2 separate regions of the Homo sapiens genome follow, and region 1 is linked to region 2. The links are chromatin loops, found by intact Hi-C in ENCODE. Cell type or tissue: dorsolateral prefrontal cortex. All regions are shown on one strand.

What was found. Peaks named below come from ENCODE experiments on the same cell type or tissue, not always from the same donor. Only the 100,000 strongest peaks of a DNase experiment are listed, where the experiment ranks them.
Region 1: it touches region 2 in a loop (3-fold over the local background); 3 of 110 quality-filtered maps call a loop at or near these places.

Annotation. Positions count from the first base shown.
Region 1 is chr5:11,523,460-11,531,459 of GRCh38, forward strand. All of the region lies in intron 3 of CTNND2 (catenin delta 2), which reads right to left. Among named protein-coding and RNA genes, the nearest start is that of CTNND2, 380 kb to the right of the region's middle. RefSeq lists an enhancer at 5,370-5,891. In dorsolateral prefrontal cortex, no CTCF peak of the experiment used is centred here; no DNase peak of the experiment used is centred here; H3K4me3 peaks cover 298 bases; H3K27ac peaks cover 7,574 bases.
Region 2 is chr5:11,615,763-11,623,762 of GRCh38, forward strand. The region is part of intron 2 of CTNND2 (catenin delta 2); the gene reads right to left. Among named protein-coding and RNA genes, the nearest start is that of CTNND2, 280 kb to the right of the region's middle. In dorsolateral prefrontal cortex, a CTCF peak has its summit at 4,075 (motif pointing left); no DNase peak of the experiment used is centred here.

The DNA of each region.
Region 1 (8,000 bases), 92 kb before region 2:
CCAATGACATCTTTGTATTTTATGACTCTACACTGGAATAATCACAAACCTACAAAGGGGCATTTCTCAGATGTGCACAGGTTTAGTGGTTCAGTACAGAGTACTAGAGGCTGGAGTCCACGTTTCTTCAGAGAAGAACTTTTGATGAATTTACTACAGTGACAATCTCAGTTCATCTCCAAGTAGAACATAACAAGAAAGACAGGTCCCTTCACTGAGGTCTGAAAAGAACTAATGCACCGGGGACTTCCTGCACCTGCTCTTATGGCTCTCTTTTTTCTGGTTGGATTGCCTCCTCTTCCCTTATCGAAACTCTGCCCCCTTCTCAGCCAGTCCTACTCACTGGTGCCCTTGACCACTCTGCCCTGGCCAGGGCTTACAACAATGAGCCCATGTTGCTGTGAAGCGGGTGCAGGGGGTCTGCACGTCTCATTCTCTCCATCTATGGCCTTCAGTTCTGGTGCTCTATCTGTGTTGCTGTCACAGTGATTCCTCAGCTAATTAATCCCCTGGTTATACAAACTCAACCATGTTTAAAAAGTGATCCTCATAAATCATCATGGGCAGAAATGCTTGTTAAGGAAAAAAGGCCTTCTAGGGCTGGCTCCTTTTGGAACTATCTCAGATAAGGGTAAGAGGGTGGGCAGGAGGTGGGCTGTGAAGCCCTAAAGCCTGGGGCTGGAATCTGTGATCCCCTCACTGCACCCCACACTTGCCCCACCTGTGACCTCCACCTTCCCACGTCCCCTCCACAGGACTCTTCAGCCTTTGCAGACACTCAAGACAGCGTGTGCCCTTTCACCTCCTAACAAAACAGTCATTTGAATTGTTTCCCTGACTTATGACGCCCTGACTCAAACACAATCACACACTAAGGCATGAAATCTGAAAGTACTTTTGTTGTAAGTTGCAGAATGAAATGCTTTTGTTCTTTGGCTAATGGAATTTCAAGCATCAGCAAACAGTGGATTTTTATTGTTCTTTTGTGTCTAGAAGGACCAGTGAAGAGACTCTCCAGTCCTCCCTGGGTTAATGGAGGCTGAGTGAGGACGCTCCTGGTGACACAGGGAACCCTGCATTAACACAGTTTCTTTCCCCCAACAAAGCCCTGCTCAAAAGAATTTTAGGCAATTTGAAGACGGATGCTAGAGGCCTAAGGAAGGAGATAAGCTTCTGTCTGTTCCCCTCCAGGAGTTCCTGTCTAAAAGAGCCCATCTCTCCTTGTTTTAACAAAGTACCTACACACTTTAACAAAATGATTGTCAAAACAAAATTAATGCAGTTCCAACGTTTACTGGTGATAATATACACTAGAGCTTGTAACGTACATTCAACTGTATACGCATCATCACTTCGTTTTGCAAAACTTATTTTGTTTCTCATCATGCAAAGGAAGCAAACCTTAAAAAAAAAGACTACAATGTTGTCCTTTTACTTGACTCAAACATAGCATATAAAAATATGCTATGTTCATTGATCCATAGCTTACTCACAATTCTCAAAATTCTTTGTATGATAGATTTGACAAGGAATTTAAATCGAATATTTAACTAACTTTTACTAATTTAGAAAAGCAGGCTGTCTGAAGAAGCCGAAAGTCATTTTTGTGTTTATTGTAAGATAACCTTTCCCCAGTGGCAGCCAGCAACACATCTGCATTCCTACCTTCCTTATGACACACTCACTATGGAGAGCTCTAGGGCTTTTTAGCTGCAGCCAAACATCCATGCTTGAGTTACATATCAAAGGAGATTTTTCATCCTTAGCCCAACTCACAGCACTTAGAGCACAATGTGCTGAATTTTTAACAGGAAACCGCCTCTTTGTGTAGTCCCTTCCCCAGGAGGCTCTTGTCAAAACATGTGATATTTCAGAGTTCAACTTCCTGGCTGCACAAACTGATACATTGTCTTTTTGTACCATGAGTAACATTTTCAAATTAAAAAAAAAACACATAATCATATTTCATGTCCTCAAAGAATTTAGGAAGAGGTTAAATTTAAACATTTTGATTCAGATCTCAGCCTTTGTAAATAAGGATACATAACATTCCATCACCTACCTATGAGACCACAGAAATATCAAAAGCTAGGACAAGAACAGCAGTACTGTGAACCACACACAGTTAAAAAGCGTTCATTGTCCAACACCACAAGTAAGTTCAGCAGTTCTCAAATAGCATCCATCCCTGCCCAGGGCCACTGTCTGTGTGTCTTCCCATTCTCCCCAGGTCTGCAGAATCCCAAAAATGTGCACATGAGGTTAACTGGCACGCCTACACAGTCCCAGTGTGAGTGTGTGTGGGTGTGTGTGAAAGGTGCAGCGATGGGATGGTGCCCTGTTCAGGGCTTGGTGGCCACCTGGTACCCTGAGCTGCTGGGATAGGCTCTGGGCCACCCAAGTCCTTGAACAGAAATAAGAAGGTAAATCACTATCTTACTTGTTTTTTTGTTTGTTCGTTTTGAGGCAGAGTCTCGCTCTGTCACCCAGGCTGGAGTATAGTGGCACTATCTTGGCTCACTACAACCTCCGTCTCCCAGGTTCAAGGATTCTCCTGCCTCAGCCTCCTATGTAGCTGGAATTGCACGTGTGTGCCACCACACATGGCTAATTTTTGTATTTTTGGTAGACAGGGTTTCACCATGTTGGCCAGGTTGGTCTTGAACTCCTGGCCCTAAGTGATCTACTCGCCTCAGCTTCCCAAAGTGCTGGGATTACAGACATGAGCCACCATGCCCGGTCTATCTTACTTGTTTTTATTAAACTTTCCTAAATGTATGGATAACACACATTCATTTCTTGTTGAATATTAGAAGCGTTTTGGTCTTCATTCAGAAGTTTGGTGATGTTTTTGTGACCAGAAGCCGCCATACAAACTTAACTCTTGTTTATACCAACTCGCCTATGGTGAAATTGGTTCTGTCATATGTTGTTTTGCTTCAAGTCGCAGTTTCCGGAACCTATCGATGACGTTAAGTGTGCACCTGCTGTGTATGCTGCCTTGTTTTAGGCAGTGCTGATCCTCAGGCCTCACTTCCAGGTGCTGGCCCAGCTGGCTGAGGACAGGGGCAGCTGGTGCCTTCGGTAGAATCACGCCAGCCACCACTTGCTAGAGTTTGCCACACGCCAGCCCTCTTCTAAACATGTCTAAGCATTTTGTTATGTATTAACACTTAATCCTCAGAATACCCCTGTGTTTTAGGAACTATCAGCACCCCCACTTTATACATAAGAAAACTAGGGTGCAAAATTAAAACCAAAATTACCACTTGATCCAGCCATTCCACTCCTAGGTACACACCCAGGAGAACTGAAACAGGGACTCACACTGACACCTGTACACCAGTTTTCACTGCAGCCCGAAGTGGAAGGACCCACGTGTCCATCAACAGAGGAATGGAAGAAGAAAATATGGTCTGTCCATACTGTGGAATATTATTTAAAGTGAAAAAGAAAATAAAATTCTGATACATGCTCAATATAGATGAATCTTAATGACATGCTAAGTGAAGTAAGCCAGACACAGAAGGACAAATACTGTATGAATCTGCTTACATAATGTACCTAGAGTAGGCAAATTCATAGAGACAAAAGAAAAAGAAGGTGGGGTTGGGGGAGAGCAGATGGGGAGTTACAATTTATACTTTCAGTTTTGGAAGATGAAAAAATTCTGGAAATGGATAGAGTGATGGTTGCACACTATTGTAAATATACTTAATAACACTGAATTTTATACTTAAAAATTATTAAAATGGTAAATGTTATGTATTTTTTTACCACAATAAAAAAAAAGAAAAAACTAAGATGCAAAGAAGTAGAATACAGTTCTCCAAATTGTCAGGCCTACAAATGGCAGAGTGTGGCTTAGAACTCAGGCAGGCTGGCGCCAGAAGCCTCGTCCTTCCCTACTCATGCAAAGATACACTGTGCCCCACAGTACCTCTTTCAAGTCTCCACTGCATCCCGCACAAGGCCTTCTGGGAGCCTGCCCTGGAATCCCACCCCCTGTACCCTTCCCACCCATCCACCTCTAGGCAGAACTCAGGCTCGAGGTCTCCCCACCTTTGCTCCATCTCAGCCCCTTCCCTTTATCTCCAAGCTCTAAAGCTCCCCTTAGATAGAAGCAAAGGTGGAGTCAATGGCAGTTCCAAGGCATCTCTGAGACTTTTTATCAGTTGTTCCTCTAGTGATAGTTTCTCACCAAGAGCTTGGTCATAGCATGACACTCCTCTAAGCTGCTGTGTCATTATATTTAATATTTCATATAAACCTGTCTTCTAAATTTTACTGTATACTCTTAACGAGAAAGGGTGATCTTATGCTTTATGTTTCCCTGGGCACTTAACAGAGAACAGTGGACACACAGGCGTGCAATAAACATTGTGTAATAAATGTCTTCCTAACAGTTACCCCAGGGTGTAGTCAACATAATGGCAATGGTTTATGACTTGGGTACGGCGCTGCATTAAGGGTGTTTTTCCAAACAGATTTAAACAGATTTCTTTGGAAAAGTAAATAAACTAGAATAATATCATAATAACATAACAATATTAATAGAGTCAATTTAAAAAACCCATGCAGTATGAGCACTCATATAAAGAGAGCCACATTTAAAAGCTCGCGGGGGACTTATCAATCAATGTCATTTTCACAATGGGTCCCCAAGCCTGGGAATCTCATACAGGGTTCAGAAAGAATGAACATATTGTTACTACTGCAGTTGTACTTGGTGTCAAATGACAAGATCATCCATCAAGGAGGCATCACTGTAACTTGGAGACAAGCCGCACAGGTCACAGGCACAGAAGCTTTTGGAGTTGAGATAATTTTCACAGACTTGAAGCTGTGCTCTTAAGTAATGGCTTTCTGGGTTTTCATTTGTATACTCACTTTGTGTCAACAAGTAAAACACAGCAACCCATGAAATGAAGAGTTCTTATTCCCAGTAGTTCACATAAAAAAAAAATGAAATTTCTTATTAGAAATATTCAAGAGTTCGTCCTCCATGTCATGGAGTTATCAAAAGTCAAAGTAATTGAAATATATCAGAGGGACTGGGACAGCCTTGAACAGAGTGGGAAACAACATCCCTTGGAAAATACCAAAAGGGAGGTGCAGAGTCTGGGGCTGGTGTCAGGTCCTCAGGGAACTCTTCCTCCAATGTCCAGCTTCACACTGGTGCCAAGCCCTGCCCAACCCAATGTAAGCCTGCACCACAGAGTATATGGCCTTGGGGAGTTGGCCGTGCTGGCCTTTCTGAGATGCACACCTTACACCCTGGAGTCTGAACCAGGGGCCACAAAGGAAGTGAGCAGCGACCTAGCTCTGACAGAAGAAGGCCTTCCAGTGGGGCAGGCACCTGCCCTGACCTCAGCAGGCACTTTAGACTTCCCCTTTTCATCAGTGGCCAGGTGGCCCCAGAGGCTGCTGGGATGGAGCAGAGCTGTCTGGCTGGGCAATTCATGTTGTCGGCTTCAAGAGACACACTTGAGTTTCTGATCTTCTCACAGAGGCCGGCGTTGACAGGTATGGAGTGATGAAAATATGTGGGAAGGGAACCCCAGGATCACAGTGTGCTAACCAGGACAGACTGGTGCCGGCAGGAAATAGCAATGCGGAAAACAGGGACACAAGGCCATATTTTTCCGTCATTGGCTGTGAAGATCTAGGAAATAAGGGTTGCTTGCCACTGACCAAAAGGAAACTGAAATGAAGTCTTGATCAAAAGGTAGCACTGTCTGCCTCCTACTTAGCATAATGCTCTATTAGCTGTGCAAAAAACTGGCAAAAAACAAAACAAAACAACAACAACAGCAAAAACAGAGATATTGTGTTTAGGAATGCTACTAAATGGATTATTTAATTTCAGTTAAAAAATTCAAATGCTTTATAAAACCAAAGCGTCTTCCAATGAAGTACATTTTATTTGCAGATATTCAGAAAAGGAAACAAAATTCTTCCATAGTTCATAAACAAGAAATACACACTGTGGTTCTACATAATTTGAGCCATCTTTGATCTATTTTTAACTCTGCCTTGGCACTCAAGAAAAACTCACGGGAAAAAAAATGATTCAATAAAAAGCAATATCCTCATGGGAAGATAATCAAATAAAGCTTAGTTTGGAAACTGGTTTTGTAGTTTCCTAAATACAAAGCATGCAGTGGATTTACTACATCTTTAGCATAACTATGAATATGAATGGGGTCTCCAGAGCTAACCCAAGATTATGCAGATAGTTTAAGCTTTATTCCAGGCAAAATTTCAACTAGATTTAGAAACATTTTCATAAAAAAGGGCTGTAAAGAGATTAATGGTATTTTCAAACAATCTAAAATCATGGATTTGAGAGATCTTGCCTTGGTTTATTGTCTTTAAAATTACTCAGAACAATACACACTTGGGTATCTAAAACAGAATTATCAAAATCCTTTTGTACTGATAACCCCATAATTCCTATATTATTTAGAAAAAGTAATTTATCTTGAAAATTACATATTATATGCTATAAGATTGCTTTTTAAAGCTGTACTTTTTCTGAGCTTCAGGCAATATTGTACCTTGCAGTAAGCTTAGTTTCCGAAACCAAAAATGTTCCAATGGAATTGGCATCCTAGATTCTCCTTGACTGCAATAGTTCCTTTGATTTTAACTCCATAAGTGCTCACCTCAAAGTTTTCATTATCAAAATAGTTGGCACAACTCTACTGGGGAAGCAAAGATATGATGAGGATTCCAGGATGACTCATAATATCTCGATACATAATGAGTGTACCAACCAAAAGCTCCCTTTAGTAAATAGCAATAATGTCAGATGGTTAGAAATGGGTAGGAGTTGAATAATCCTGCCTCGATAACCATCACGCAGCTTCAAAGAATGGACTTATAGATCCAATTTGGCCTCATGATCAAGTATTCGTTACCCAGCAAATGCAAAAGGTCTCATGGCCTGTGTGTGTGATTTGGGGAAGTCCCCCTCCCTGCTTTCCAGCCCTGGGACATCTCCGTAGTTAATTTCCAGGAGGTAGAAGAGGCTCACTCCAAGGTGGATGCAGCAGTGTTTTGGGGACAGGCACAGCCAGTCTTCAAGTCAGTTCAGGACACCAAGTCCTTTGGAATTGGGGTGTTGTGGCATCCACAGGGCTTCAGACCTCCAGGCCTCAGCACTGCACTCAAAATACTAGAATGTGTTATTTTCTGGAATCTGACATCCCAGTCACATAAGAGGGGCAGAGCCTTAACAATATTTCTGATCACATATATATCTTAATGCCACTCATTTCGTCTACAACTACGTGTTTCTAGCTTCCCTTTTGTACTTAGCAAACATGATGGTGTGGATTTTGGTACCAATTTTTGAAGGGCCCAGGGATCATACTTAGATTATGAACTCTTGACTGGGGTTTTTTAACTGCTGATTATCCAAGCCTACAGTAAAAAATAATGTGAACTTACAAACGCACACAAAAAGCAGCACTCTGTTTACACTGTAGTATCTTTAAAGTCAATTGCTCTGCAGACAATACAACACACGGCTTTGTCTCCTGCAAGCAACGAAAATAACATCCTGCAGACATAACTGTCATTAGAGGTTTACTCTACTGGCAAGAGATGAAGTAATGGAAAATGTTGATACCTTGTTAGAACTGATCATTCTGAATTTACAAAAGGTGTGGTCAGGCAAGGATGGTGGGTACAAGTGTCTCCAGAAAAGGACACCTGGCCAAGGAACATGGGAATAGTACCATGAAAATATGTCAAATACAGGAACAAAAGCCAGCAGCAAGGAACTAAATAAAGGACCCTACACAGGTGAGGAAAGAGGGAGTCAGGGATGGGAGGGAAACACGGCCCCCCACACAGTGAGCTAAAAAAGACAGGGAGGGCTGGGCACGGTGGCTCAGGCCTATAATCCCAGCAATTTGGGAGGCCGAGGAGGGTAGATATCCTGAGATCAGGAGTTCGAGGCCAGCCTGGCCAACATGGTAAAACCCCATCTC
Region 2 (8,000 bases):
GATAAGACCATAGGCATTTATTCTATGGCCTGGGACTATGTAGTGGACCATCAGAAGTCCCAAGATCATCAAGGATGGCCAAGTGGCTACTGAAAAATCACATGCATGACAATGGTATTCTCTTTTACACAAATATTCCTGTGTGGTGGACCATCAGAAGTCTCAAGGTCATTTTAGCACCATGAGATGGTCCTCTATCTCCATGATGGCCAAGTGGTTACTAAAAATCATACACATAACAATGATTTTTCTTCCTTAGACAAATGCTTCTATTTCTGACTTCTCTCTCTTGGTTTATGACATTACATTTTTCCTGTTACCCAAGTTTGAAACGGTGATATTGGCTTTAAGCTCTCATGCTCCTTTGCCAACTACATTTGCCTACTTACTCGCTGAGACAGCTTTTCTTTCCAATTTAATCTCCTTCTCTCCTCTGGGCCATTTTCTCGCTACAAAAATGATCACTTTTTACAGTTTTCTTCAACTCTTTTTTGTCAAGGCATGATCTACTATGACTTTGTCAAGCACCTAAAAATATTTCCTTTTATTTTTCTCATGCATTTACATTTTAGTCCACTGCAAAAGAGTTTCTATCATTCCCACTCTACAGAAATGCCTTGTCACACATGACCAATAGTTTCCTATTTACTTTCACATCTGCAGTATCTGATGGTTAACTACACATCCTTCTTAATGTGGTTCACATACTTTGGCCTTGGTGTTAATAATATTCTAATTTCTACCTGTTTTTCCTTCCTTCCTTGCTTCCTTCCTTCCTTGCTTCCTTTCTCCCTCCCTCCCTCCTTCCCTTCCCTTTCCTTCCCCTTCCTTCCTTCCTTCCTCCTTCCTTCCTTCTTTTTTTTTTGATGTAGTCTCATTCTGTCATCCAGGCTGGAGTGAGTGGCGTGATCTTGGCTCACTGCACCCTCCACCTCCCAGGTTCAAGCAATTCTTCTGCCTCAGCCTCCTGAGTAGCTGGGATTACAGGCATGTGCTACCACGCCCGGCTAAGTTTTGTATTTTTAGCAGAGACAGCGTTTCGCCATGTCAGCCAGTCTTGTCTCAAATTCCTGGCCTCAAGTGACCCACATATCTCTGCCTCCCAAAGTGTTGGGATTACAGCCGTGAGCCACTGCGCCCAGCCCTGTTTGCTGTTTCTTTTTGCCAATCTCTTTGTTCAGTTTTGTTTCCCTCAAAATGCAGCCTTTCTCCTAGGTATTGCCTGTAAGGATTTATTCCTTTGCATACATTTTCTTCCATTATTTGGTCTGTTCTTAAAGCATCATCCATCATATCTACTCGTATCAGACCTGTGGCTATGCATGTGCCAAGGTTTCCAGAAAATTCCAGGAATACATTTCTAATTGTCCATTACCTCCGAGGATGGCCAAGTGGTTACTAAAAACCATACACATAATAGTGTTTTTCTCCCTTACACAAATGCTCCTATTTCTGAATTCTCTATCTTGGGTTACGACACTGATGTTGGCTTTGAGTCATTGACCTCTACTGACATCATCTTCATAACTTCTCACCCCTGGAAGGAAATTCCTTGGACATTCCTCAGTAGCTGGATCTCTGATACCCCATTTCATTCTCACCTCATCTAACACTATTTGATATCACTTGATGTCATAGTTTCTAGATCTGGTTTATGTTTTGCCTTCTATGTTGCCATATTTTAGCTCATCCATCATTCATTCATCATATATTAACTATGTATACTATAACAGGTACACACATTAGAAGTTTTTCTTCACCTGGTTACTTAACAAACATTTACTGAGCAGCTATTATTCTAAGCTCATTGTTAGGTCAGAAGCACATTCATACAAAAATGAATATTAAATGGCTCTTGATCTTAGTTCTGTGTCATATTGGTATATAGAGGAATATGAGCCAGTTTGCAAAATGTCTTCAAGGGAACAATATTTCCACAAGTGTTACAGAGAAATAAATAAGGGCACACACTGGGTCAAAGTTAAACAAGCATCTTTATTATGGAATTCTCAGAGCCACTTATATGTGAATTCACATTCTCAATTTCCCAGAAAGGGAAGGGAATACAGAACTGCCAAATTATTATACCACAGGCTTTTGCCTCTTTTCTCAGTCTGATAAAGTAGGTGTGTTTGACTGCCCACATTTTATGGATGGAAAAGGGAATTCAAGTAAATATAGTAATAGATGGTACACTGATGGCTAATATCTATCCTTCAAGGGCTGCTAAAAGTTTTGGCTCCTTTATTTTTCACGTATTTAGGACTTTAACAACATGCCCTATACCTTCATCATTCTCTGCCTCCTCTACCTAACCCTATCAGGCTTTTTTTTTTTAATACCATTCATATCTAACCATACCAGCTACTTGTGTCATGATGTCCATTTCATGTCATTTGAAAAATCTCAAAGGAAACTCTCCATCAATTACTGACCCACAATCCCCTACACAAAACACTTGGAGCTAGACGTATTTCTGAATTCAGAATGTTTGAATACAAATATATTACTATAACTACACTGTGGAATCAAAGAGAAGCACTTAGGATCAACACGTTAAAGTTTCTGCAAAAATATGCGCAATTTTGCTCACAGTTAGTGAGATTAATAAAACTATAAAGAGCTGCATGCTAGTTCAGGTCAGGTTTGGACCCAAAAAGGAAAAAACTTCTGGCCACTTGTGTCCTTAACATCTTGCTTAGAACAAGCTGCTAATTGCTCCTAGGAAACGTCTTCACAACATTCACTACACACTCATAAACCCACATACATGTCCACACAGGTGCATGCACATATATCTTATAGATTTTGGAGTCAAATGATAATAAATGTAATTTGGTAAAAATACTACTTAAGCCTCTTATTTTTCCACACCTCTGACTATCCGAAATTTTACCAAGAAATAATTACCACTGCATGGTACAGTTTACCATAAATTGATTTTTTTCACAGTCATGTCACTTTATTCTACTCAAAGCAAACACTTATGATTATTACCCAATCAATCTTTCAGGAATTAGGCGAGCTTAATTTTACATATATTGAGTATCATTTGTATACTCATTTTATATGATTTTATCCGATTATTGTATCTATCAGATATTCATTCTCAGCTAAATGTAAAATACATTTGAGGAAACATAATTAAGTAACTAGAAACCATATTCTGTTTACCTCCATTTTTAAAAAATTATGCAACTTTGGAACTTGTGTGAATTCAAGAAATATATTTTGCAAAATTAATCGACAATCATTTTTAAAAGTTATTATGTTATTTCTGAAGTTTTGTGGTGTATGACTTTTATTTACATGCACTAAAAACATAAAAGTCCTAAAAATAAAAACAACTCAAAATTATTCTCAGGCCAGGCACAGTGGCTCATGCCTGTAACCCTAGCACTTTGGGAGGCCAAGACGGGAGGATCACCTGAGGTATGGAGTTCGAGACCAGCCTGGCCAACATGATGAAAACCCATCTCTACTAAAAATACAAAAAGTAGCCAGGTGTGGTAGTGCATGCCTGTGATCCCAGCTACTCCGGAGGCTGAGGCATGAGAATCACTTGAACCCGGCAGGCAGAGGTTGCATTGAGCTGAGATCATGCCACTGCACTTCAGCCTAGGTGACAGAGTGAGACTGTGTCTCAAAAACAAAAAACAAAAACCCCAAAACCAAAATTTATTCTCAGTATTTTTTCTTTCCTTTATCTGGCACTGCATGCAGTCTGAGAGTACAGTTGATATGTAGTCCTAGTGGGTTACTCATTAATTAGTCTTTTTAAATCCTATGTACAGGAGTCTCTGTTGATCAGAAGCCATATGCACTCTCTACATGGGTTGTAATAAATATATTTTAAATTTCTGAACTTGTTTGCATGATGGCATAGAAAGAAGTTTAGATAAACATTCCAAACAGAAGGCATATGCATTTTGGCTTGGCTGAGTTTATAAAAATGACATGATCTAAAATATCTCAGTTTCTTAATGCTGCACAAGTAGCTGGAAATTTCTCTCACTGTACTCATCCCAGCTAGAGTCGTAACCCTTCTCCATTAACTACTGGTGCCATCTGTTGGTATGAAATGAATGGGCATCCAGATTGGTGGGTATTTAAATCACTCACAGAAGAAAAATCATGTGATTCACCTTATTATCTGACCTGTGAAGTTTCCATCATACTTTAGTGATTAGATATTTTCAAATATGTTTTCAATAAATGTTTAAAATAATGTATGAAATGCATTTCAATATCAACAAAAAGCATTTTAATCGATGATATTTTGCATTTCTTGATTTTAAAATATAAATCTTAAATAAAAACTTTGAAAACAGTAGCTTCATCATTATTTTTGGTATTCTTTCCAAGAAATGAATAATGGCTAATAGGTATCCTAATCATCCTTTTTTATTTTCTGTAATGCTGATGTTTTGACATCTTGGGACCTGGCTGACCTGGAAGGGACAGCTCCTGCCAGTGCTTGTGTACCCCTAAAGAGAGTAAATGACCAGCCCAACAGCCTACCTTTCATATGCAAGGTAACCAATCCAGTGCCCAATCACATCACTGCCTCCTCTACAGGGCTGTCACATTCAGGACCAATATTCCCCTGCCTAGTCATCCCAGGGGCAGAGAGCACACAATCCAGGACAGCGCCTACAGCCCACAGCCTGCTGAAATTATTCAAACTATCCAAACCTAAACCTGTTTACCCAGCCTTATTCTTCCTTCATACAGAAAGCCAAATAAAGGCGCTTGCCCACATTTCCCCTTTGCTCCCTCTGCCTCCTGACTGGCCCAGTGCTTGTCCGTATAGCCTGGAATATCATGGGGTGCCCCTCATTTTGGGAACTATGAGTAAAGAACTATCTTTTAATAGCAGTTGTCTCCTGGTCTGTTGGTCTCACAATGCCTGAGTTATAATAAAACTTACCTTTCAAAACAATAGGTCACTGGGTCTATTATCTGTTTTGAAGTCCCCATGATTATAACCTGTGACATCCTGGGCTCTTTATATCTGGAGGCTGGAGTTGTTCTTCCTAGTTCCAGGCAAAAGTGCCAGGTGACACTTAGCCTAGTGGCTCGGAAGCCTATTCCCAGAATTTCTGGATGTCGAATACCTGAATAGTCTATTTAGTGCTCAGGGCATATGAACCTCAACATGGCCCTGATGGAACACATGACTTATTAGCCAAAATGTGGTCTGCTTGACCCTGTCTGTCTCATGCCAGAGATCAAGAATAGTTGTAGGTCCTGGCTCACTGCTGTTTACTCAGCCATTCTCAGGAGTCTCCTGAAAGAACGGTGTATATGTGAGTGGATGAGTATCTGCATGTGTGTACACACACACACATGCATCCATCTAAAATAATTCTGCCATATTCAAACATATAAAACCAATATTTAAAACATTATGGAAAATAAGTATCAGATTTTAGACTACCACATTTATACTTCTTAAAAAGTAATTTTGTAATATGGATACATTGGTGGATAATTACTGGTAATATTCTGGCAATGCAAAAAAATCTGTTCAGTGTAAATTTCATGTTGATTACATTAATCATTATATTTTATTTGTAAGTAGGTTTGAATTATCAAACATAAAAATTTTATATTTCCAGTAGCATCTTTGCTGATTTCACTATTGAAAATTAATGCAGAGTTGATTCCAGATTTTTCATTTATATTATATTAGAGGTTTTTGTTAGATCACAGATTTAACTTTGGAATTTGTATTTTTGGTTGAGAAAAAATCGTGTAAATGGCATGCATTTGTAGCTTATAGAAATACATTTAAATCATTTAAAAACATGAAAGAAATCAAATATAAATACATAACAAATACAATATGGTACAGTTTATTTTATTTAGATGTTTATAGATAATATATCAAAATGCACTTAGCTTCCTTCATGCAACAAAAGAGAATGTTGTAAAAAGGTGACTCTGGGTAGGAAGCAGCTTTACTCCCAACCTTTAGCATTAATATCTTGGGAAGAGTAAATTATCTTTGTTATATGTTTCCCATCTGAAAATTTTAAACATCTAAGCTGTCTCCTAATGCTAAGGATTGCCTCATTAAGCATATGTAGGCGGGGCTGTCATAGTTGGCTGATTCTATAAGCTGTCTTGAAGCACTTTCCTTCCCTTGTCCCAAACTCTTTGCATCTTGCAAATATAATACACAAACAAAATACAGTATTTTTAGATGAAATATTCAGCATCACTTAAAATTAAAACTAAACTCAAATTTGTCAAATGGATGCTTAAAAATCCAAAAAGATCTAAGTATGAGTAACTGGGACCTGATACCAGGTTTATCATAATGCTCACTAAGAAATAAGACAGAAGAACATCACCCCATGCCTTCTTTGGGATTTACAAACAATTACCCAACATAAATTTCTGGTAAAAAATCATGCAAGTTGTTCCTCAAGGTCTAAAAATACCTTAAAATTAGGATTTTTCTGTAGAAGTTTATAATGAATAGATTCTGTTTCCTAAGCTAAGATTTAATTTAAATGAAGACCAAAAAGTAAATGAACTTATTTTCTTGCCAGCATAAAACAAGATGACTGTACCCTTGATTGAGGGTAAGAAACTAGCCAGCTTAATATTAAACATCAATTGCATGCAACTACATATAATAGGTTTTGCAATAAACACAATAATAATGTAAGTGTTTTGACTATTTGCTGTAAGAGTTCTTATCAGAAATGGACATCTCAGTTATATTCATATGGGTTCATAAACTGAAGAGTTTTTGATGATTTGGTCGTATTCCAAACCATTCTAAAAGGTGCAATTGATTGAACTGGCCATGCAGTTAAAATGGCTAAAATGATCAGATTGACTATAGCTCTGTCAGGTGCTTATCAGAAAAACACGATCTTACAGAGGCAAATCTGCCCCCACAAAAGCATGGCTCAGAAGCCATTCCTACCTCCATACAAACCTGGACCCTCAAAAATATATTCTGAAGTATTCATTTATATCCTGTCTACTTCAAAATGGAGTTGAGACAATTATATCAAGGGAGAAAGAGCCCTAAAAGCAAACACGCAAGTAAAACTAATATCATTCACATTAATTTCAGAATGATTAAAACAACTGTTTTACCCCTTAAGCATGTAAGATTTCCACTTCTTAAATCCTTCTTTTATTGTTGCTATTTTTAGTCTACTATGACTATATCCTTCAAAGCAACATTAACAACACGACTGGTTTATTTTTGGTACCATAAGAGGACAATTTACTGGCAAACTGTTCCCACTGAATGAGAATGAGAAACTTAACTACGCTGTTGGTCTTTGATATTTTTCCAGCAGAAATAGTCCTTCCTCCATGTAGTACATGAGACTTTCAGCCTCCAGACAGGCTCTTTATTTTAGAGGAAAAACAATATCAAATCGGTAGAAGTGTTCATAACTTTGCTTTATTTTCATTTTCTTATAGGCTCGTTGATATGGTTTGACTGTGTCCCCACCCAAATCTCATCTTGAATTGTAGCTCCCATAATTCCTACTTGTTACGAGAGGGACTTGGTGGGAGATAATTGAACTATGGGAGTGGTTTCCCCCATACTGTTCTCATGGCAGTGACTAAATCTCACAAGATCTGATTATTTTATAAAGGGTTTCCCCTTTCTCTTGGCCCTCATTCTCTCTTGTTTGCCGCCGTGTAAGATGTGCCTTTTGCCTTGTGTCATGATTGTGAGACTCCCCAGCCACATGAAACTGTGAGTCCATTAAACCTCTTTTTCTTTATAAATTACCCAGTCTTGGGTTTGCCTTTATCAGCAGTGTGAAAATGGACTAATACACCCATCTCACATGCAACGACACCCATAGGCTAAAAGTAAAAGGATGCAGAAAAATCTTCAAAGCAAATGGAAAACAGAAAAAAGTAGTGGTTAATATTTTAATTTCAGACAAAACAGACTTTAAACCAACATAGATCCAAAAAATACAAAGGGTATTACACAATGGTAAAGGGTTCAA